Regions from separate parts of the Mus musculus genome. Here all the other regions are linked to region 1. The links are chromatin loops, found by intact Hi-C in ENCODE. Cell type or tissue: left cerebral cortex. All regions are shown on one strand.

Region 1 (8,000 bases):
ACTTCATCTCCTTTGCCAACCTGGAGTTCTCCTTCACAGGAAGTGTCTATTGATGCTGGCTTAAAATCGTCTAAAAGGAAACAATGGATATTTCCCACTGGGTGGCTGAAAATGAAGACTTCTTGGGCATTTTAATTTCAGATTAAATAAAAGCAGTTGAGAATGCCTTTATGTGCCTGTATATGCACAGGTACATGTGTACAAATATCTGCAGGTACCTATGGAAGACAGCTTTAGATAATCTCTTAAGTACTATTTGTCTTGGTTTTTTTGACCAGGGTCTCTCATTAGCCTGGAACTCACTGAACAGGCAAGGCCAGCTGGCCGGTGGGTCCCCAGTAATCCTTCTGTCTCAATATTTCTGGCACTGAGATAGGAACTGTTTATCCTGTGGCTCCTTTATGTGGATTCCAACCCGGATATTCATATTTTCATATCAAGTACTTCACAGACTGAACCAACTCCCCAGCCCTCTCATTTACAATTCTAAAAGACTTTGTCATAGAAAACTTCATATGCTTCATTCACGGTAATAATGAGCCCCAAATGCTCTCACCCAATAGTTATCAACTCAGAAACACCTCTATATACGCTGCCTTCAACTATACCATCATTTAGTACAGGGAGCTGAAACTTATATACTCTCTGAAACTTACACTCTCTTATGTTAATGTAAGACAATCCCTTCTTCCAAGTGTCAGGCACACAATTAACATCTCACCATCCATAATAAGGTAATACCAGAACTGTGTATATAAAAACTGTGTGTATAAAAGCAACACAGCAAACATTCTTTTTTTGGGGGGGGGGGGAGGAGGGTTCGAGACAGGGATTTCTCTGTATAGCCCTGGCTGTCCTGGAACTCATAGACCAGGCTGACCTCGAACTTAGAAATCTGCCTGCCTCTGCCTCCCAAGTGCTGGGATGGCGTGCAACACCTCTGCCTGCTTTCAGCAGACATTCTTAACTATAAATCCTACATAAGACACAGCAGGCCACATGAGGTTGGCCTCTTTTTGCACAGAAATGTTCTAAAATAGAACATGCCACATTCAAGTTCTCATTTTGGTGGGGGAAAAAAGTCTGGCTATGTTCAGAAGCAGACTGGCGAACTCCAGAAATTACCCTGCTTATTCTTGCAAATTACACTTACACAATAGGAACAGCCATTTTACTTCGCACCTGACTCAAACTGCAGGCCAGGAGCACATGTGCAGAATTGCACTTAAACTTACACTGCTCTTCTGTGGAGGAACAAATTAGTCAACTGGGAAATGACAATCTTATCGTTTCCCCAGTACTGTCTCTCTGCAACAGCTGAGTCTGCTGTGGGTGCAAAGCACAGATGCAGCTATGTGACAAGAGGCCACACAGAGATGGGACTTTAATATCTAACACACCCCCCTGCCTGTGTGTTGAGTCACATCGATTAGCTCCCATGACAAAGCAGGTCTTAACCCACACTAACGCTACCGGAAACCCGACGCCTGTGATTCACAGGGATGTGCTTGGTTTGGTCAGCCATGTCCTGACTCAGGACACACAGTGGCAATACCCCTTTCAGAGTCTATAATCACGTAGGAAAGGGCCCAACATAATGACTCTTTCCACATTCCTTATGCTGCCTTCTTCATTTTCCAAACATAGATCAGGCTTTAATTTATGCCAGATGCACAAACTCTAATTTTATTCTTCACCCACAAGTGAGTTGGCCCAGAAGTTAAGGTGAAGTAGGTGACATTAATCTAGCTAGGTATGGTGGATCAGGTCCATATTTTCAGCACCACAGAAGCTGAGGTAGGAGGACTGCAGCATGTTCAGCGCTGGCCTGAATTATATAGTAATTTCTAGGCCAGCATCACTAGTAAGACTGTCTCGAACAGCAACAACAACAAAATCAGTGTCATAAGCAGAGAGGAAGAAGAAACCTTATGGGTGGCACGAAGAATGCAGGTTCCCTGGCTGTGGAGGAGACCAAGAGCAAGGGGAAAGGAGCAAGGGAAGGAATGAAGTAAACGACACTCGTAGCAAACGGAAGACTTTTCCAGGGCAAGAGCCCTGATGGAAGAATTCGACAAAGAGAACGGGGACACAAGGGAGGAGAAATGGGCATCGCTACTAAAGGAGAAAAGTTTGGCTTAAGGGCTGGGAAGGGGAATTTGAAATAAAGGGGCTATGACTTTCTGAAGTGGTATTTGAGACTGTAAAGTAAAAGAATAGTTGGCAGCAATCAGAGGTTTGGTTTGGGAGAAGAGATTTCAAAGTAAAAGAGCAGATCGAAGTTCCAGAGGCTAAGGGATGAGAGGTAAGGAAAGCGACGCTTTCGAGCCGGGATTAGCCAGGGGAGTCTGGGCTTGCACGTGGCGGCCAGGGAGCCCCAAGTGAACCTGGAGGGGCGCTCACTCACAGCGAATCGTGTGGAAGGAGGCCCGCGGCCGCTTCTCGAAGCTTTCCCCTAGCCGCAGACAGTGTTCCTCCCGGTCCAGCAGCGGGTTCGCCGTGCCGTTCATGGCCTTGCACTTGCCCGGCACCCGGATTGGAGCTCTCCTCGCGCGGCCGCAGTCCCCCCGGATCCCCGCGCAAGCGGCCCGCAGGACCGCGCTCCCGGGACACCGCTCCGGAGCGCGCACTGAACCAAGTCCGCGCCCACCCGGGGCCGGAAACCAATCTACTCCGCGTCTCGAGAGACTCTGCGGAAGTAAGGCCGCTGCACTTCCGGCATTGGGGAGGGACTTCCGTCTCCCCAACGGAAATAGCGGGGGCAGTGCCATGGAGAGAGAGTTCTCCGGGACTGCTGCAGCCCACAGTTTTCTGGTCTAAGGAGGAGCCCAGGTCAGCTAGAAGATTCTGCTGCCGACGCCTGGGCTTGACTGACGGGTGAGTGCGCCCTGACCTGTTCTTTGCTGGGGACCCTGGGAGCTCAGAGCGTGGGGAACTGAGTGGACGCGAGTTTGAATGTAGGTATGAGTGTCCCTGGACATGCCCGAGACCCTAGCGGCCTGCTTTATCCGAGGGTTCAGAGAGCGATGACGGTTCTCGGGACCTCAGTCACCCTTCCCCCTACTTCGCTCCATGGTTGCGATGAGAGGATTTCAGTTCTCCTGGCCGACGACGCTTCCTTCAGTTTATGGGTACGATCAGAAACCCCGGCCTCTCCGGATCAGCTCCGTCACCTCCTTAGCCCCCCCGCGATCCCGTGTCTGTTAGGCAATCGTCTACCCGCTTTCGGTTAGGGCGGTTGTTGCCGTTGTTTTGAAGTCACGTTTCCCACGGGCACTGAACGTTGATGAGAATTTTTTTTTCTCACATTTTCTCAGTCAACTCGTGGATGCGTCCCTTTGCCCTAAGTAAACCTATTTCTTGTAGTACTTGGCTCATCTGATTTGAATTGGGAGTCCGGTCCGTGAGAGTTCTGGTCTCTGAGTGTAGTAAGCTCTATGCAGTAGAGACTGTCTTGGTCTTTATGACCTCTCCAGACCCCGGCAGGGTGTTGGGCAGAGTCAGCATCTCGGGAGTGTTAAGTGAATTGACCCCGGAGCCTTAAAGAGCCCTCCGGGAACCTCTCCCCGAGTCTTGGACTCGTTTAGAATCCAAGCTCTAGAAATAATAAAGAACGATCTAGCTTGATGAGGCCCTGGTCACCCGAGTTGGGAGGATGAGGCAAGAGGAAGTACATTCAAGGGACAGGCTGGGCTTCAGGGACAGCCCCTGGCTCAGATGAACAGGATGGGGAGAGAAGCAGGCAGGTTGTTAGAGAATCACTAGTCAGAATCAATCAGTCAACCCCCTCCCCCCCTTTCTCTTTCCTAAGTAGCATCGTATCCTGTTGGAGCTGGAAAGTCACCTGGGGAAACTGCATCAGAGAAACTCCAGTGTCTACAATCTCAGCATCGTTTGTTCAGATGGTTGAAGAACAGAGGACCTATAGCAGCATTGAATGTGTTTCCGGCAACTACAATGGCTTCTTTCCAAAGGAAAGGACTGCAAGCAAGGATTCTTAGCACTGAAGAAGAGGAGAAACTGAAAAGAGACCAAGCTTTGGTGTCTGCTTTTAAACAGCAAAAACTGGAAAAAGAGGCTCAGAAGAACTGGGACCTTTTTTATAAAAGAAACAGTACCAATTTTTTCAAGGACAGACACTGGACCACCAGAGAGTTTGAGGAGTTGAGATCATGTAGGGAGGTAGGCTGGGGTTTCTCCTGGCTCGAGCCATCTTCATTTATGATGCCTAGAAGAGAGGTCCTTTGTTACATGTAGAGAGTGCTCCCAGATGGCACCCTTAGGTGCCGTTTCTCAGGAGCTGTCTTGTTTTTTGAAACAGGGTCTCTCAGTAGACTTGGGGCACACAGATTAGCTTGGGCTAGATAGCCAGTAATCCCCAGGGAGCCTTCCTAGAATGAGATTCCAACTGTGCGGCACCACGTCCAGTTTTTTACCTGAGTGCTAGTGGTTGTGTGGCAAGCACTTTACTGACTGAGCTACCCTAAAGAAAATTAGGACGTCTGTCAGAATGTACCTATGGAGAGTTCTGATTTGTTTCAAGTATGTTTAGCAATGTCTGGGCTGTTTAATAGAAAACAGAGCTTTAAGGTTTTCTTTTTAGATTTGTTTATTTTATTATGCATATGGGTGTTTTGCTTGCATGTATATCTATGTACCATATGCATGTCTAGTGTCTGTGGAAGTCAGAAGAGGGTGTCAGGGCCACCAGAACTGGAATTACAGGCAGTTGTAGGTGGCCATATGAATGCAGGGAATTGAACATGTGTTCTCCTAACCACTGAGCCGTCTCTCCAGCCCCCTAATGCTTTCTGCTTAGTTAAAGCTGATGTGAAGGTTAGAAATAGTAAATATTCAGACTACACTTTAGTGACAGATTGAAGCTGCTTGGTAGTTAATGAACATTTGCTGTACTGTTTTCTAAGAATTTTGCATCTGTTCCCTTAGTTAAGCTTCATAGCAACTCTCTGAAGTGCATTCGTGTTGTTCCTGTTTGCAGGAAAAACGATTGAGGCACAGAGCTATAGAAGTGAGTTGCCCGAGGATGGAATCCAGGGGCAAAAGAGGAGTTGGGATTTGAGGAGGAGGTTAGCCCAGAGTGTATGCACTGTGCTGTGGCTGCCTTATTTTTCACACTGAACTAACTGCCCATTGTCGAATGATTATAAATGAGGTGCCAGTGTTTAACTTTTTCTCACTAGCTCTGTTGTTTAGTATCTGCCTCTTGAGGTCAGAGACATCTCGTGCCTACTGAACATTTTAGCTTGGTATGTTTATTATGCAAACGCAATGTGTTATAACTTCTGTGTTCTCATTCCTCAGTATGAAGGTCAAAAATTGACTTTGTTGGAGGCTGGCTGTGGGGTTGGGAACTGTTTATTCCCACTTTTAGAAGAAGACTTGAATCTCTTTGCCTATGCCTGTGATTTTTCTCCAAGGGCAGTTGACTACGTGAAGGTTGGTGCACCGTATATGTATTCCGCTGCTTGTTTCCTTATGCCTTTGTCTAGTCGTGTCCTCATCCAGGAGCTCACCAGCCATGAGCACCACGGAAGCCGTTTTCTGTTGCCTGTGCACGTGAAAATATTTGATTCAAAGCAAAGCAGAGATACTACTAAACAGTCTCTGTGCTTGATTCATATGGCTTACTTTGTAGGTTGGTGTCTGATTGCGTGCCCTTTTAAGATAGGTTACTGTGACCAGGATTGTATACATGCTTCACAAAACTCACAGGCACAGTCCTCTGTGATGAGTAATGGAGGAAACAGAATCCCTTAGAAAGAAGGATGTGGCTGTGCAGTGGTGGTGCACACCTTTAATCCCAGCACTTGGGAGGCAGAGGCAAGCAGATTTCTGAGTTCCAGGCCAGCCTGGTCTATGGAGTGAGTTCCAGGACAGGCAGGGCTACACAGAGAAACCCTGTCTCAACCCCCCCCCCCCCAAAAAATAGAGATGTGAATGTTTACGTTTTAATAGATAATGCTACATTTCCTTTCAAAAGACCATGCCGGTTTTTAGTTTTACCAATAATTGTTTCCTCGGGTTTATTTTTCTTTTCTTTCACCAATCTAAGAAAAAAAAGTCTGAGCATTTTATTTTTCTCATTACTAGAGATATTGAAGACTAAAATTCGTAAATACACATACCTTTTTTTTTCTACCATTACCTCCTTTCTTCTCCGTGTGTTTAGTGAGAGCTTACTGTGTGCTAGTTGTAAGAATTAATCTGTGCATAACTTTTGCCTATTTTTCTGTTCTTATTTTAGAATATAGTAAGGATGTTTGTTAATCATGCATATGTTACAAGCATCTCTTTTTTTCCTTTTCAATATTATTAATTGTAGCCCTTTTCTAATGCAGGATTTAATTATGTCTTGTTGTTGTTGTTATTGTTGTTGAGATAGCCCAAGCTGAGGCAGGTTAAACTGTTGATCCTCTTGCCTCAGCCTTCCTGAGTCCTGGAATTATATGTGTGCACCACCATTCCTAGCTCATATCAAATTTATTAGCATTTTACTTTTGAGGTAACAGGCTTCATGTGTAAGAATTCTTTACGCCTGGCACTTAGATAATCATTTATTGTTTCCATTGCCCTGTTTTTAGTGATCTATTTATTTTTATTTTATGTACATTTATGTTCTGCCTGCTTGTGTGTGTGTGAGAGGGCCCAATCCCCTAGAACTGCAGTTAGAGTTGTGAGCTCTCATGTGGGTGCTGGGGATTGGACTCAGATCTTTGGAAAAGCAGACGGTGCTCGTAACCACCGAGCCAACTCTTTTGCATTTGCATCTGTACCATTTTAGTTTTCTTTTAGAGTTTAGAGATTTATCTATTTTGGGTTTATGAGACAGGGTTTCTCTGTGTAGCCCTGGCTGTCCTGGAACTCACTCTGTAGATCAGGCTGGTCTCGAACTCAGAAATCCACCTGCCTTTGCCTCCCGAGTGCTGGGATTAAAGGCGTGCGCCACCACCACCCAGCTATTTTTCTATTTTTAATTATGTATAGTGTGTATGTGCCTGCATGTGCGTATAAACACGGCACACCTGCAGAGGTCAGAAGTTGCAGATCCCCGGTAGCTGGAGTTATCGGCAGCTGCCTGATATGGTTAGTGGAAGTCGGGTCCTCTGAGAAAGCAGCCTTTACTGCTGAGCCATCTCTCCAGCCCCTAGTGTTCTTTTTAAAAAACATTGTTTGTCTGTTTTTTTTTTTTTTTTTTTAAAGATTTATTTATTATTTTATGTAAATACACTGTAGCTGTCTTCAGACACTCCAGAAGAGGGAGTCAGATCTTGTTACGGATGGTTGTGAGCCACCATGTGGTTGCTGGGATTTGAACTCTGGACCTTCGGAAGAGCAGTCAGTGCTCTTACCCACTGAGCCATCTCACCAGCCCCGTTTGTCTGTTTTTATATTGTGTGTGAATATACATGTATGTGGGCATGCACGTGTCGTTACACATGTGTGGAAGTCAGAGGGCAACATGCTAAAGTTGATTCTCTCTATGGTGTGGGTTCTGGGGATAGACTTAGATAGTGAGACTTAGCAACAAGTACCTTTACCCACTGAGTCATCTCCCTAGCCCCAGTGTCTATACCATTTTGATAATTATTATTTTAAATGCCTAAGCTCTTAGTCTCTCATTCGATGCCATATTTGAGTTGGGCTCTGATACTGGGCCTTCTTTCTTCAGACTTTTTTTTTTCACTTCTTGGTGTCCCTTATATGCTTTTTGTTTAAGTTGCACATAGTATAGGACAGTAGATACCGAAGTTCATACGGATTTGTAACCAAGGGTTGGGTATTATATGATACACTTACTCTTATTCTACCAGACACTTAAAACTCCTTTGGTGACTTTTGTATGTCTTCTTAGCTTTAGGTCTTCTCTTTGTCCCTTGCCTGTCTCTTCCTGGCTATAACCGTACTTACTGGGGGCTTTTTGTTGGGGTGAAGAGTGAGAATCCTTCTTATCTTGCCCCTCTGGATTTGAACAGTGCAGT
Region 2 (8,000 bases), 110 kb before region 1:
GAGGCAGCCGGCCAGTTGGAGGAGCTGTAGGAAAACCAAGTACAGTGAGCACTGTGTAGATGAATCTGCAGCCAGTGGTGTGTGCAGCCAGTGGTGTGTGCAGCCAGTGGTGAGTGCAGCCAGTGGTGTGTGCAGCCAGTGGTGAGTGCAGCCAGTGGTGAGTGCAGCCAGTGGTGAGTGCAGCCAGTGGTGAGTGCAGCCAGTGGTGAGTGCAGCCAGTGGTGAGTGCAGCCAGTGATATGTGCAGCCAGTGGTGAGTGCAGCCAGTGGTGAGTGCAGCCAGTGGTGAGTGCAGCCAGTGGTGTGTGCAGCCAGTGGTGAGTGCAGCCAGTGGTGAGTGCAGCCAGTGGTGTGTGCAGCCAGTGGTGTGTGCAGCCAATGGATCTATGCAATTGCAGTCAACTTAGTCCCTGTAACCTCTAATGGGTATTGATGCAGTAGCCACAGTAGTGAGATAAATGTCAAAGTGTGCCATGTGATGTCGCCTTCCATCTTAGAGTACGCTGATTTTCATTTTTAATCTGTGTACTGTGGACCTTCTGCCTGCTTGTGCTTACATACCTGTCTTCCATGAGTCTACTCTTCAGAGCGGAAATCTACTCAATTATTCGTCCCCGCCCCAGCATGTGTGTATATATGTGGTCTATGAGCACGTGTGTTCACATATGTGGGTGAACATGTGTGCAGTGAGTACGTAAGCCAGAAGCTGAAATCAGATGTCTGCCTCAATTGTCTTTCACTTTCTCATTTACTGAGCCAGGATCTCTTCCTAAACCCAGAACTCACCCCAGAGGGAACCTCAACTTCCCCTCCCAAGCTCTGAGGTCACATGTGTTTATATTGGGGTGCCAGGAGTCTGAACCCCAATCCTTATGCTTGCCAGCAAGCACTTTGTCCACAAAGCCATCTTTCTAGTCCCTCTCTCTTGGTTCTTATGAGCAGATACTTGAGCAATCAATAAAATATACAGCAACGAATTTGGAAACTGTCAGATATATAGAATTCTGCTGAGAGTCTGCTTGTGTACAGGCAGACATGGGAGACCTCGGAATTTACATGAGAGCAGAGAAAAGATGCTCAGCATAGCACCTGCCAGCCATGCAGACAGACAGAGTAGGTCGGGAGGGAACGAGCGGTGGCATTGGCAGGGATCCTCCCAGTCCCTTAAATATCTGCTTCAACATCTGATCTACAGCTTCCTATGAACTGCATTTGCATATTTTGGAGAAGTAGAAATTATCACTGCCATTTGTAATTCTGTAGGATTATCCCTATATGAAATACTTTAACATTTTTTATCTTTGTTCCAATGGGATTCTAACATAGTTTCATCTCCAAGCTGTTATTCTTTTATTGAATGTTTGTCTGTCAGTGTTCACCATTGAGTCACAGTGGCTGGCTGCTTCCCGCTTTCTGCAGGAATATCTAAGTCTCTCTAGTAACCTGCGTCTGGGCCTAGTGGGGAAGGCAGTCTTAGTGAACTGGTCTCACTAATTACTTTTCAGCTCTTTTTGACTAGACCAAACACAAACCTTCTTTCACCACCATTGTATAGTTCTTCTATATATTGTATAGTCCTTAAAGTGATTACAGTGAGGATACAGTGTAATGTGGCCATTGCTTCTGCCTCAATGCTGTCTTTTTTTCCTCTAGGATTTTCACTGGCTCACCCGTTCTAACATGTGAATAAACTACTTGATGGTTATGAGGAATTTTCTCTTTCCCGCAAGGTAGAATTTACTTTTCATAGCAAAATTACCATAGTGCTAAAATTGTATTTAAAAATACACTTTAAATTGTATTTTATAGTAAAGAAATTGACTAAAGCCAGACATTTGTTATAACTTTGGTTTTGTTTTGTTTTTTATTGTGCATTGATGTTCTGCGTGCGTATATTCAAGTGTGAGTGTGTCAGATCCCCTGGAACTGAAGTTACAGACAGTGGTGAGCTGCCATGCAGGAAATTGAACCCGGGTTCTCTTAAAGAGCAGACAACGCTCTTAACCACTAAGCCCCCATGATTTTGGATCTAAAGGCTTGTGGTATGTGGTAAAGGCTTGGTCAGAAGCTCCTGGCACTTTGGACGGTGGAGTGAGGTCACTGGGGACTAGCTCCCAGCGTGATGCCACTCCTCAAGCCCACATCCCCTGGGCTGAGCAAGCCCTTTCATGAGCCCCTGTCATGATGGACAAAAGGGCGAAGTGACCATGGACTGGCACGTCCACCACTGAGCGAGGGCTGCAGAGACGACTCCACAGTTAAGAGCACAAACTACTCTTGCAGAAGATGTGAGTTTGGTTCTTAGCAACAGTGAGTGATTCACAACTGCCTGTAATTGCAACTCCAGGGACTGGGGGGGGGGGGAGGGATTTAATGCCTTCAGCTTCCTTTGGCTACATTCTCATGCGTACACCTGCACACAGTTGCAAATATACACACAATTTAAAATAAAATGAAGCTTAAAGGCTATTAACCAAAATAAATATTTCTTCCTTTTAAATTGATTTTCCCCAGTACTTTGTCAAGGAATGGAGATTGACTAACAGTATCCTACCACATAAATAGCCAAATACCAGCATTGGAGAAAGACATAAAAGCTGTATAAATGATGCAGCATCCAGCATCCCGAGAGCACCTCTCTGCCGCAGAGTGTAAACTCAGTCTATTCTGTATTTTATTTTTGAAGACTTGGGTCTAATCTCAGTTGTTGTGGAACTTGCCCTATATATACTTGAATGTTTTTCCTGGAAAGGACTCACTGATCCAGAGAAGTCACACCACCTCCATACTAACCCCTGTAGATTAGCTACTTCGTGTAGGCATACCACACTGAGACCCAGGAAGTCATCCATGGTTTATTATCATGTGTTGTGTAAGAAAATTTTGGTCATTGACAGGCCACACAATGATAGTGTTGCCTTACAATTATAAGGGAGCTAAAAAGTTTCCCTCACCAGCTTGAGTTACACTGAGAGCTCAAGGTGAGCTGAGCTGCTTATGGAGAGACTGTCCCCCAAAAAAAAATAAAAAATAAAAAAGTGAGGCTGGAGATTTGGCTCAAGTAGGTCACTTGTCTTGAACACTCCAAGCCTGAGTTTAATATCCTTAGCACCACCAATAAATAGAGAAATAAATAATTGAAGAGAAAGAAATCAGGCAAATGATTTAGAGTGTAAAAGCGCTCTTGCAGAGCCTGATCTCTTAAAACCTACAGAAATGTAGATAAGGGGGAACCAAGACTACAAAGTTGACCTCTGAACTCTACACTTTGGCTGTAGCACACACCCACACCCACATATGTGCATGCACTCACACACAAGTAAAAGTTTTTAAAGACAGAGTTGTGGCATAAGGTTGTGCACCCAAACTGGGTTTACACAACTATGGGAAAACGACAAGCAATATTGCTTGGAACTTCAGGATTTTAACCCGGGTTTCACTTAATGCAACATAGTAATGGAAGTATTTTTATGTCGTTTTTGTCTCCTGGGAAATATTAAAAGTGAGTCAGGTAGTGGTGGCATATGATTTTAATCCTAGCACTCAGGATGCAGATAGCCAGATCTTTGTGAGTTCAAGGCCAGCCTGGTCTACAGAGCAAGTTCCAGGACAGCCAGAGCTATACAGAAGAACCCTGTCTCGGAAAACAAAACAAAACAAAACAACAACAACAAAAAAACAAAGATAGATAGATCAATCAATCAATAAATGCCCAACAACAACAAAAAGAAAATATTGAAAGTGTTTTTGCAGTTGCTGGGAATTGAATCTAAGGCTTTGTACATGCTAAGCAAAGAGTCTTATTTTTTTAACCTATCTTTCTAGCTAAAAGTAAACATTTTTAAAAAATCAGAACTGTATTTTAAGATATTAGAATAGGAGGCTGGAGAGATGGCTCAGAGGTAATTTCTCCCAGTTGAGTTCCCAGCCCCCACATAGAGGCTCACAACTGCCTCTAACTCCAGTTCAGGGGATCCACTGCCCTCTGCTGGCCTTCCAGGAACCAGGCATACCCATTGTACACATAGATAAACGCAGGCACTCAATCATAACAACAAAGACGACGACGACGACGACTAGAACTAAAATATTAGAAGTGGATGTACCTGTTATTTTTGCATTTTTTTCATGAATCAGAGCACAAGGCTTTATATCAAAATTCAGCATATAAACATTACACTAGATTTGTCTGCATTGGCTGAGTTGTAGCATAAGAGACCACCTCTGTGTGGGAAGTTTCTAGCTCTAGATGAGAACCCGGAAGAGTTTTGCAGTGAGCAGTGTACGGCTCTCACAGGGCCCTGATCCAAGCCCAAACTGCGCAGGAGGAATCGCAGAGGAGCATTTAACTTAGATAGCCCACATGATCTCGGTAATTGCCTCCGCCCATGGACACCTGCCTGACGGCCAAATGTAATACAAAGTTTTGACACAGATTATGTGGCGGGCTTAATATTTTTAAGTTGAACTGTATTACTCTAGCTAGATATTATTAGGGATAAATGCCCCCTTTTCTAACTGTGTTATCCTTATAAGAAGAAAAAAATGTTGGCTGGTTAATAGTGTGGCCAGCAGAGGTCAGCCCAGATCAATCCAAGAACGCCATACCTGATCATCTACTCCCAGCTTATTTTGTAAAACAACCTTGTAGTTAGTTTTATCATAGGAGTTACTTCTCAGAAGGGTGAAATATGAGAAATTCTCTCTAGTTGTATGTATCGTAATCCCAGGACTCAGGAGGATAGACCATTAGAGTCTTAAATTTGAGGTTGGCCTGAACTACACAGTAAGACCCTTTGTCTCAAAAACCAAAGCTCCTTTAATATGAATCGGTTTGTTAATGATCAAAATCATAAATAATGTTTAGCATGGTAGCACACCCCTTCCATCTGCACCCAGGGAAGCAGAGGCAGGCAGACTTCTCTGAGACCGAGTCTTGGTTTACAGGTCAGCCAGCGCTACATATCAAGACCCTGTCTCAAAGACAAAGCCTTAAGTATTTTCATCTTATAGCTGAATAACATCCATGCTTACACAGTCCTGGTAATAACTCAAATGTTATCTCTTAGGTCAGTTTCTTTACTGATGTGCTTGGTCATATTTCATGGGGTTATTTGGGGAGCCCAAAAGCTACCCAAAGCCATAGCGCCTTGCCTGGCATACAGAATGAATGCACTGTCGTTAGGAAAGGTGGGCCCTTAGCAGAGAACACAAGATGGAAACTAACAGTGATTCAGGGTGAAGCACAGTGGTTTATTTTTGAAGTAAGTGGTTCTTCCTCCCAAATACAGTAGATATTTTCAGGAAAGTGGGTCACCGTGTCTGCAGGGGTTCGCTAAATAAGAGTTGTATGAGAGCTCATAGTAAAAAGCGGTTCTGTGGACATTAAATGAAGTCAGTAGATTTGTCCTCCCCTTAGGGAAAAATCTCAAGTCCATTACAAGGAAACGATAACCCTTGCACACTAAAGGAAAAACAAATCAACAGTGAAGATAATTACTTACCCTTCCATCCCTAATGGCTTTGGCAAGACCCTGCCAGCCATTAGCCAAGCTGTCCTGGAACTCAGTATGTAGTTCAGGCTGGCTTCAAACTCACAATCCTGCCTCCACCTCCCAAGAGCTGGGTAATTTTTAAGTGTGGGAAATACTGCATTGCTATGAAGAAGGTCCTGAAATACATGCAAACTTAGACTACCCTAGAGCACCATATGAGTGTATTTAGATGCCTGAAAACCAGTTAAACTCTAGTTGGGGATTTGGCAGAAAGCCGAGAAACCTGCCCTGCCTGATGTAGAAGGGGTGGAGTTCATGCTGAGGGAGGTTGAAGGTGCTAAGCTAAAACTGAATCATGAGGAAGAGAGCAGCTGATGGCCTACCTTGCCCTGCCCGAGAGAGAACACTAAAGACCGCCAGGGATTCAGCTCTGATAGGCACCACTGCCTCTACATGAGACTTCCACTGGACAATCTTCCATCTTCCCTCCTCCTCAAGGCCTTTCTATCCAGAAAAAAAAAAAAAGGATACCTGGTCAACAAACCCCACAGCAAATTTGGATGGTGCACTACCCCTCCAGTTAAGGAGCAAAGGAAGACACACCTAGAAATTCCAATGTCTCCAGTTTCAGAGTAGGAAGGGAAGCTTGCAAGGTTGCCCCATAGCATAGAAATAGCCCACAGAGGTGCAAGATCCATCGTTTCTTTCCTACTGTCATTGGAGCTGGCTCTGTGGTGTGGTTAATCTCCAGCCATGTGGTTTTCTTCTCCCAAGACTTATTCTCTCGGTCCCCAAGTGTTCCTGATGGCGGCCTGGGTATGGTCTCTCCCCAGCTCCAGCTTAGCTCCTGCTATTCTTGCAGTAGTGCGTTGTGTACCCACACCCATTCTATCCACAGTACTTCTGCAAAGCTGCCTCCCTTCTAGCGCCTCTGTTACACTGTAGCATCTCTGGGACACAGTAGTCATGGTAAGTTAACTCCCATCACTCCATGTTGGTGAGCACCTGTGTGACCCAGGTCACCTCCCCCATCCTCTAGACCTGCATCCTCTTGCCCCTGTTTGGTCAGCTCCATGGTGACTTACACCAGGCAAACAGCAACAGAGTAGCACTATCCCGGGGAGGAAGAAACTCAGGAGACATATATCCCGGAAACCACAGCAGATTTTTAAACAAGTACACAGGTGATAGAGGACCTGTCATCTTTGTTTGTTTGGTTGGTTTTTTTATTTGTTTGTTTGGTTTGGTTTGGTTTTTTCGAAACAGGGTTTCTCTGTGTAGCCCTGGCTATCCTGGAACTCACTCTGTAGACCAGGTTGGCCTCGAACTCAGAAATTTGCCTGCTTCTGCCTCCCAAGTGCTGGGATTAAAGGCGTGTGCCACCACGCTCGGCTGAGGACTTATCTTCTAAGGACCAGAAACCTGCCCTAATGCCTGGGTATTGATAAACCCCTCAGTGCTAGGGACAGAGGCTGAGGGAGGCGAGGCCCCCAGTAAACTGAAGTTTAGGTTTCTATCTTGGCAAAATAGAGTTCAAATTTTAAGTTCATTTGTGATAATAAATATTTCTGTCACATTTGAGGGCTAACTTCTGGATTTTATGCCTACAATATTCATTTTTACAAAACAACAACAACAACCAAAAAAAAACCCAAAAAAACAAAAGCCTGTTCTACCATTCCTGTGTCCACAGTCTCCATCAGCTTCGCCACCCTTCCCCCACCCTGCCACCCTGCTCCTCTCACACAGGTTGTTGGTTTTTTGTTTTGTTCTTTTTTTTTTTTTTTTTTTTTTTTTTTGGTGATTCTTTGTACTCAGGGTTTGTTTGTTTTGTTTTTTTGTTTTTTTGGGTTTTTTTTAACTTGTTAATTGTGATGATCAATCTTGTCAACTTGATTGGATTGAATGGAGAGATGTTTAGTAAAAGATGAGTAAATGTTTGTAATGTTTCTAAAAAACATTTTGGCTGTCTGTGTGAGCGAGAATATTTCAGAGAGTATTAATGAAGGGAAGAAAACTCACCCTGAGTGTGGGTGGCACTGTCACATAGGCTGGGAGGAATAAAGGACACCGGCTCAGCTGGGACAGGCGTGTCCTATCGCACCTGACGCGCTTGAGCCCTGGAACCCACATGGGAGACAGAGACAACCAACTCCTGCGAGCTGCTCTCTGCCCTCACACACACTGTAGCATGCATGCTCATGTGTGTGCGCGCGCGCACACACACATAAGTGCAATTTTGAATCCCTTTTAAAAGCTTCTCAGAGAGAGAATGACGCCTGTTGGTGCGTATCCATCCTCTCTTCTGCTCCCTGACTGCCACGACTGCAGCTGCTTCCCCACCCGCCCTCCTTCCATGACATTTCAACCTTCCAATGGGCCTCAAAGCCATGGCGACAACCAACCACGGGCTGAAACCATGAACCAAAAATCTTCCCTCCTTTAAGTAGTTGGTCATAGTGACAAAAGATTGATTCATTCAGACAAGGTGGTACTGAGAACTGA
Region 3 (8,000 bases), 75 kb before region 1:
CCTCCTTGTAACCAAGGCAACTTCCACAAACCTTTTCAGGCCCGTGAGCCATCCTACCCTCTGCCTACATGGACATATGTTCCTCTTCCATAAAGCGTTTCCCAGCCAGGCAGGAAGGCAAGCAGGAACTCTCCAGAGCAATTGTGGATCCAAATTTCAGAATCCAGATCAGGAATAGACACAAATCTGTCACAGTAGAGTGTGGCCACACGGAAGGATGTGATTCTGTGTGGGTGCTGGAATCCTCGCTGTTACTTCTGTGGTCTATACAATGTCCAGCTATATACACCCTGCTGCCTGGAAGTCAGCCAGACCACCATTTGGGGACCGTCCAGATTTTTGGCACTAGATCACAGGTCATTTATCTGTGTCTGATGCTGATCAGCTATTGTTTAATGTCCCATAATGCACTTGCAAGCCATCTCCTCTCATTTAGCTTCCCATATTTCCTCTCGATAATAATATCAGAGAGCGTTCTTAAGTTACAGGGCTCTCTAGGAGGTCTCAGGCATCTGCCACCCCCATCCCAAACCTCTATAGAAGCAGGGGCCTTCTCACTCCCCAGCTCTATAAAAACATGTCTGCCCTGGGAGGTGGAAGGCTCTCCTTTGGCTATCCTGACCTCCCCCTCTACCCCTCTCCATTACCTTTCGGGATACCCAGGCCTGCCTTCCTCTGGTGCATAATCACACAAAGCAACAGAACTGCTTTGGAGACTGAGAGTCTCTGACTTCCATGTGACACACAAGATGCTGGTGACTGGCCTTCCTTAAGTGCTTCTAATGCCCATGAGTACTGCCCATGACTGTTACCAATGCCCATGTCCCAGACCTCTCTATTACAGAGTTCTCCGAGAGCTACAACAGTACCTGCTCTTTACAGCATCCCCCACAGTGAAGGGTCCTGGGTTTGAGCTCTGACCATCATGGTTATGAACTGAGCTGTGATGGGAGTGGACTTCACTGGGGTGAGCCTCAAATTCCTGTCTGTAAAATGGGCAGAGCAGTCTCTGTCCCACAGACATACTCTGGGAGAATGTATTCATTCAACTAAATTCCAGTGAGAGTCAACCATGTGCCTACACAGACACAATTATCCCACCCAAAGGAAGCTTCTGTCAGCCATCTGTGAGAACTTCTCCTGGATGACTTGCTGGTCACTGCTCGTCACTGCTGGTGACTGCCTTCATGCTTTGGACCATGGAGAGAACAGGGTTAAATTGCTTTAATTGATAATGATTAAAATGTGGATGGTTTTATATTTTAATATATGTCTGGCATCTTTTCAAAACAAATCTCTTGGGATGCTGACCGACCTGGTAGTCCTGATCCCTCCTTTTGGGATGGCACATCGACCATGTGTAGAATCTGCTCCCGATCATCCAGAGTCTCCATTTCCTCCTGCCTCACACCTGCCTCACACCTGCCTTGCACCTGCCTCACACCTGCCTCTTACCTGCCTCACACCTGCCTCGCACCTGCCTCACACCTGCTTCATTCTTTTAATTATATCTGCTTCTTTGGGCCCCTCTGGGCATGTGACTGTAAGCCCCGGAGCTAGAAGCCCAGCTGGCCTTTCCCTCCCTTTGCAGCCTCCAGCTTTTCTAGGTTTCCAAAGGTCTGCACAGCTGAACTGGAGGGCAGCAGTCCACAGCAGTAACCCCCATAACATAGTCTAGGCTGGGTTCTAGGTGCTAAGTCCCCTAGCATGGGCAGCATTTCAAGTTCCCCTGGTGATCAGAAGGTTTAGCTGTTGCTAACCATTGTACTATACCCAAAATCAGAATCAGTGAGGGGCTCGCTAAAACAAAGGCCCCGGAACCCTCTAAGAGGTCCTTATTCTGAGGGTTCTAGAGTGGGCCTAAGCACCTGCATCTCTGCAATGCTTCAGGTGCCTCCAGGCTCCAGGCCCACAGTCCACACTTTGAAAACCACTGCTGTAGCTCACTGCAAAGTTACTTCATTATCTTCCTGTGAACATGAACCACCTCCAACTTTCCAACAGTTCCAGAGGACCACAGTCTGAAATAATTTCCCCTGGGTGGGGGCCAAGGGCCCAAGGGAGACTTAGTTCCCTCATCTTTTCTAGATCTAAGCTGTGCTTCTCAGATTCTTTGGTTCCCAGCTTTCTCTCCTGTGTCCACACACAGCCATGCTACATATCGCTTCTCAAGCCCCCTTATCAGTCTGTTGTGTTTGTTTGTGGTGTGAATCCAGGGGCTTGTACATTTTAGGCAAGCACTTTAACATGGAGCGACATCCCCAGCCTCTGCCTGGCTCTTAGAAGGACACTTGCGATTACATTTAGGAACCCAGATAAGCCAGGATTGTTTCCTCATTTTAAGTGTCTTAGTTACCCACAATGCCCCATTCACACAGAAGATAGCATTTACAACCACCAAAGCTCAGCTCTAGATACCAATAGGAGCCGTTTGGTGGACCACACTTACCTCATGCTTTGTTTAGATGCTATGGGATTTGAAGCAGACAGGAGTGTGGCTACCAGCAGTTCATCAGATCTCAAAAAACCCCAAAGAGACCACCAGGAACCACAACTCTGATGCAAGTACATGAGAGTCTTTATTCAGGCTGTTGAGCCTGGGCCACAAACCTTTCTGATGATGGAGCAAGATAGGAGGGCAGCCCCCAGGTCTAGGGGAAAGGGGTTTACACAGGAAAAAAACACAGGTGGGGGTTTCCAAGCCTCGGTGTTACATGAGAGGGTAAAGGAGCACTGGCCTTTAAGCTAACTGGTTTACAGCACCTGGTTAAATGGCAGGGAGGGAGCACACATCAAAAGGGAGCACCTGGACCTGGGAACGACTTAGGTTTTCTTAGCCCACTCTGGTGTTATCAGCCAGCTGCAGATGCTTGTCTATTTTGCAACTGCCAGGGACATTTCATGCTTTTTCTCAGACCTCAAGGGTGGGGCCCATGCCTCTCTCAGGGCAAGTTAACTTAGAATGGAGTCTTAAAAGCAAAATGGAGTTTATTCTGCTACCTCAGTCTCTTCACCGTGAAGAAAATGAAACTTGATGTCCCTGTGAGGTGTTTTCCTGAACTAGTCACCACATGGGTCACTGGGTTTCAATACTACTGGGCATCCCAGGAAGACAGGGATCTGGGATAGTTACAAGCCAAGTCTTGGGGACCAAGCTTTCTCTTCTCCTGTGACATCAGGAGTAACACTTCCAACACTCTGCTCCCTGGGGTTTCGGTTTTTATAGTGGTGTGACTATAGGCTAATTGCTCTCATGGGGCTAAAAGGATCTAAGCCACAAACACTTGGTCAGGATTGAGGAGGATTGTTGTGAACATTTCAGTGCCGGTCACTACCATTTGTTGCACCCAACCAAAAACTGAAATAACTTTTTGCTTAAAACACTTAGTGAATTAAAGCAAGAAGTTCATATTTCTACCACTTTTTGTTTGCAAACTAGGCCTTAAGGAAAGCTGGTGCTGGGCAGCTAATCAGGCAAGAAGGCTCTCCTTCCCTAGTGACGGGCTTCCCCTGATGTCTTAAAAATATACCCTGGCACTTGTCCATGTGTGAGCCCCAGGCATTTCCCGATTCACATCCATGCTCATCTCCCCATGGCAACCAATGAAAACATGGGGGGAGCTGCTTGTTTGAGAGCTGGGAACAGCTGAAGGAAGCTGGTGGCTGGTGTGGTCTTTCAGTCAACTGCTGGGATAAGGACTGAAAAGAGGAAAGAGCATGAATGAACCGCGCAAGCCCCTCCCTTTCCGGCCTCCCCCTTCTGCCTCCCCGTTTGGACTTCCCTGCACCCTCCTCTGCTCATCCCTCAGCTGTCTTCTTTTGAAGAGTTTGGGAACCCCCCCCCCCATCAGCTGTCTTCTTGCTTCAGGGACTTCCCTCTGGGACTCGTGCTCCTGGGAGGCCTGCCCAACTTCAGGCAGAGGGTAAAACTCAGAGATAGGTGACCACAGCCATCCTACTTACAGAAACCTGCGTACTCAACTGGAGCACCCCTGTTGGGTCTACCCTAGTTCAGACCAGCGGTGAACGTGTGCCTTATGTGAAGAGCCTGCAGGGTTTCACTGTCGGGAGAGGTCAAAGCTGGTTGGTGTACCACTTTGTGTCCATACAGGGCCAATCTTCCACCAGCATCTTTATTAGGGTAGATCTCATGGCGGTCCCTAGAAGCTTCCAGATGCCCCATGATCAGACAGAAACCAAAGTCTCAACATGGAGAGCTAATGTTTGGAGGGGTAAAGACTCCGGGATCTGGAAGGCAGCAGGGCCTTGTGAGAACCATATTGGGTTGGCTGACATACTCCCTCACTAGTGGGATTTCTGTGGGAAGCAGCAGTAAACTGCCTGAGTTGGCTCAAGGAGAGAGTCAGGCCCAGTGGATGAAGTAATGGACAGTTCTCAGAGGAGGCAAGAATGGCCAATGAATATATGGAAAAATGTTCCACATCCTTAGCCATCAGGGACAAGCTAATCAAAGCTGCGCTGATTCTTTCATCCTAGTCAGAATGGCTGTCCTGGGATAACAAGCTGGGCATGGTGACCTGCCCCTGTGATCCAGCACCAGGGAGGCTGAGGCAGGAGGACTGCAATGAATTGGAGGCCAACCTGGGCTACAGACTGAGACCTTACCTCAAAGAACTGAAAAGGAAAAGGAAGCAAATGCTGCCACGGGTCGGGCGGGGGGGGGGGGGGGTGGAATCCTACATACAGGTGGCAGCAAAGCAAAACTCATGAAGCTTTGGACAGTGTGGAGAGCTTCAGCAAACAGGAGAGAGCCACTGTGCGGCCCGGCTGCACCACTCCTGAGCCCACCCAGAAGGACTCCGTGTCAGCGCTCTTCAGAGATGCCAGCACACCCGTGTTTATTATAGCCCTAGTCACAGAGGCCAAGATATGGAAGCTGGCTAGATGTCCATCTACAGATGCAAGGATAAGGAAAAGGTGGCGGGTAAACACAGTGGGGTGTTTCCTCAGCTGCAAAGAACAAAATTACACCATTTTCAGGAAACCGCAACTGGAGATCATCGTGTGAAGCAAAATAAACTAGATTTAGACAAATATCATGTTTCTCTCATAAAAGGACTCTAGACACTATTTATAAATGCAGAGATATATCTATTTATAATTATGTGTATAATTATTAAAACATTTATTGTACACATATGTCTATATATATGAAATAGGAAGGAACCTATATGGAGGGAGGAAATACCTAATGGAGGGAAAAATAAGACAGGGTAGCAAGGAAGAAAGACAGAAGATAATCTCTCATATGCTGAGTCTCTATTTATGTGCAGTGTGGTTGTGTGCAGGTTCTCATAGCTGCAGCGAGCTTAGGAGTGCAGCAGCCATGTCAACTCCACAGCACCCCCAGCCACCAACTCTTCCATGGTTTCCCTGATATTTGTGCGGGTGTGCAAATGGCCCGATTATGGCTGACAGTCACTTACTCTCAGCACTTTGGCCAGTTTTGAGCCTCTGCATTAACCGCTAGGAGAGACAGCTCCTCCAAACCTGTGGATACAAACGGAAACATTCAAGGGCAGTTTGCTGCATGACCATTTAGCAAAACAACAGTACAAGGCTCCCCGCTAGGGCCTGTGCCCTCCCAGCTTATAGGAATAGAGTTCTGTGTATTCTCTCACTCATGTGTGGAACACACACACACACACACACACACACTCACATAAGACCAAGCAGGAAACCAACAAGAGTAAGAAGGGGGACAAGGAATGGCAAGGGCAGGCACATATGAGTAAAATTAATTATATATATACATATATATGTCAAACATGTTAAAACCCCATTATTTTGTATACTAACTTAAAAATTAATAAAAAAGAAAAATTTATCCTCTAAAAAGTAAACAAATTTACATCTTATAATTAATTACAAACTAGTTAAATATAAAATATAAGGATAAATGTATTTTAAATATAAAATAGGAACTGTAAAATTGCTAAAAGAAAGCTTTGGAGTTTTCTTTATAAATAACTGAAGTGGTGGGGTAGAGCAAAAATTAGAAAAGAAATGGTTAAATTCCACTCCACTAAAAATGTGTTTGGGGGCTGGAGAAATGACTCAGTGGTTAAGAGCACTTGTCACTCTTCCCAAGGACCCAGGTTCAATTCCTGGCACCCCCATGGTAACTCACAAGTGCCCATGACTCCAGTTCCAGGGCTCTTGCACCCTCATACATGCAGTCCAAACACTATGAACACAAAATAAAAAAATTATAGCTGGGCAGTAGTGGCACATGCCTTTTATCGCAACACGCTGGAGGCAGAGGCAGGGATTCAAAGTTCCTGGTTCAAAGACAGCCTGGTCTAAAGAGGAGTTCTAGGACAGCCAAGACTACACAGTGAAACCCTGTCTCGAAAAACTAAAAAAGAAAAAGAAAAAAAAGTTTTAGGCCTAAACAAACTGGGAGAAAAGGAAGGAAGGAGACAAAGAGGAAAAGGAGGAAGAGGAAGAGGAGGAGAATAGTCATATAATGGGCATAACTCTCCTTATTGATAAGAAGAAAGAATTAGTCCAGCAGCCCCCCTGAAGAAGGCCTGAGAGCTCTGCAGCATGTGACAGTGTCATCCACTATAACAGAGACATAAATGAGAGCCATAGGAGCATGCTATGCCTCACCTCTCATAGCTATGGCAGTGGGCTGTCTGTGACAGCATCAAGACAGACAGACAGACAGACACTTCCATCCCCTGCTCCTAGGTAAGAGGATTGGCTGCTGAGGCTGTGTGGAGTGAAGCAGACAGCATATGTAAAACCCATGCCCTGAGTGATGTAAATTCTCTCATACAGAGCAAGTGAAGAAGCAGAGGGTGGGTCTGTGGCATCAGGTACACGCCATGAGTGTTTGCCAGCCACCCCATTGCACATCAAAAGGAAAAGAGCAAACATATTTTGGTTCTTCAGACTGAAGAAGTATTATGAAGCTGTATAAAAGAATGCAGGTGCATTTTATACTGTGTGGGAGCCTCTGCAATCCTCAGCCAGCAGCGTAGTGATCCACAGGCGGGGAGAAGGTAGTGTGGTTCAACGTCACTAGCCAGTGTTTGCTCAGACTTCTGGAGTCTGACCTCGAGCCGCTCATTTTAGGTATACTTAAGCACTGCACAATTTAGTGAAAACTTATCCTGGTGTTAATTAACTCAATCCTGTGTGCACAACAAAGCATACATAAATCTCTCAGAGATACAAAATAAGCTAAATACAGATCGGATGTGACTACATCAAACCTCCTTGTAAAGTTCGTAAAGATCGGTGCTACAGATTGCCTGGGGGAGGGGGAAGCTGGCTTATAATAAGGTCTGGGGGAGGGTCCAGTGTGGTCTCTGTCACACAGATGATGTAAAGGTCACCAGGCTACTTATTAACCATGTCTGCTCACAGCTTTCTGGACAGATAACAGGTTACACATTCCTTCCCTTGAAGGAGCAACACTGTGTTTAACATTCCAGGCTCCCCTAGTGCTGACTGTGAGCACAGAGACCTCAGTGCCCCCTACAACACAAGGAGAGAGAATAATCCTCTGGATATCTATAAAGGGGCTAAAAGAACGGACATGGTGACATACAAAAGTGATCTCAATCATTAAGAAGCTAAGGCAGGAGGATTTCTGCAATTACAAGGTTACAAAAAGCCTTGGCTTTATTTTGACAACTTGCTCCATTGAACCATTGTTGCTCAGCAGAGTCCAAAGAGGCAGCCCTGTGTCCCCCCAATTTCTGGAGAACAGGGATTTGGTGAGTTGGCAAGATAACTCTCTGGGCCTTGGGCAGCCAGAGGCTCCCAAGAATCCAGCTTCTCTCCTTCCTCCTTGTTGTGAAACTCCAGACAATTCACACAGCAAGTGGAGACAGAAAAAGCATTTAGGGGAAGGGGTTAAGGGAGCCACAGAGTTTTGTATTTCAAGTTTCCATAGTGCAGTGTCACTGCTGAAAAAACAAGGCATGGAAGTGCAGGGTCTTTCCAGCGGGCCGCAGCTGTCAGCA

The links. Hi-C counts contacts between places; a loop is a spot of excess contacts. Peaks named below come from ENCODE experiments on the same cell type or tissue, not always from the same donor. Only the 100,000 strongest peaks of a DNase experiment are listed, where the experiment ranks them.
Region 2: it touches region 1 in a loop (2.1-fold over the local background); 4 of 42 quality-filtered maps call a loop at or near these places.
Region 3: it touches region 1 in a loop (1.9-fold over the local background); 2 of 42 quality-filtered maps call a loop at or near these places.

What each region holds. Positions count from the first base shown.
Region 1 is chr14:31,489,779-31,497,778 of GRCm38, reverse strand. Mettl6 (methyltransferase like 6) reads left to right here and starts at 2,739. Exons shown (of 6, transcript NM_025907.4): 1 at 2,739-2,877; 2 at 3,815-4,182; 3 at 5,323-5,457. The coding sequence starts at 3,958. It overlaps Eaf1 (ELL associated factor 1), which reads right to left and starts at 2,700. Exons shown (of 6, transcript NM_028932.4): 1 at 2,408-2,700; 2 at 1-70. The coding sequence starts at 2,510. In left cerebral cortex, no CTCF peak of the experiment used is centred here; DNase peaks (open chromatin) are centred at 1,211, 2,700, 3,175 and 3,480; H3K4me3 peaks cover 2,645 bases; H3K27ac peaks cover 1,388 bases.
Region 2 is chr14:31,601,697-31,609,696 of GRCm38, reverse strand. It overlaps Hacl1 (2-hydroxyacyl-CoA lyase 1), which reads left to right. Exons shown (of 17, transcript NM_019975.3): 17 at 1,654-2,471. The coding sequence ends at 1,686. Among named protein-coding and RNA genes, the nearest start is that of Colq, 28 kb to the right of the region's middle. In left cerebral cortex, CTCF peaks have their summits at 3,979 (motif pointing left) and 4,575 (motif pointing right); a DNase peak (open chromatin) is centred at 4,560.
Region 3 is chr14:31,565,073-31,573,072 of GRCm38, reverse strand. All of the region lies in intron 1 of Colq (collagen-like tail subunit (single strand of homotrimer) of asymmetric acetylcholinesterase), which reads left to right. Among named protein-coding and RNA genes, the nearest start is that of Colq, 8.3 kb to the left of the region's middle. In left cerebral cortex, no CTCF peak of the experiment used is centred here; DNase peaks (open chromatin) are centred at 80, 1,093 and 3,574.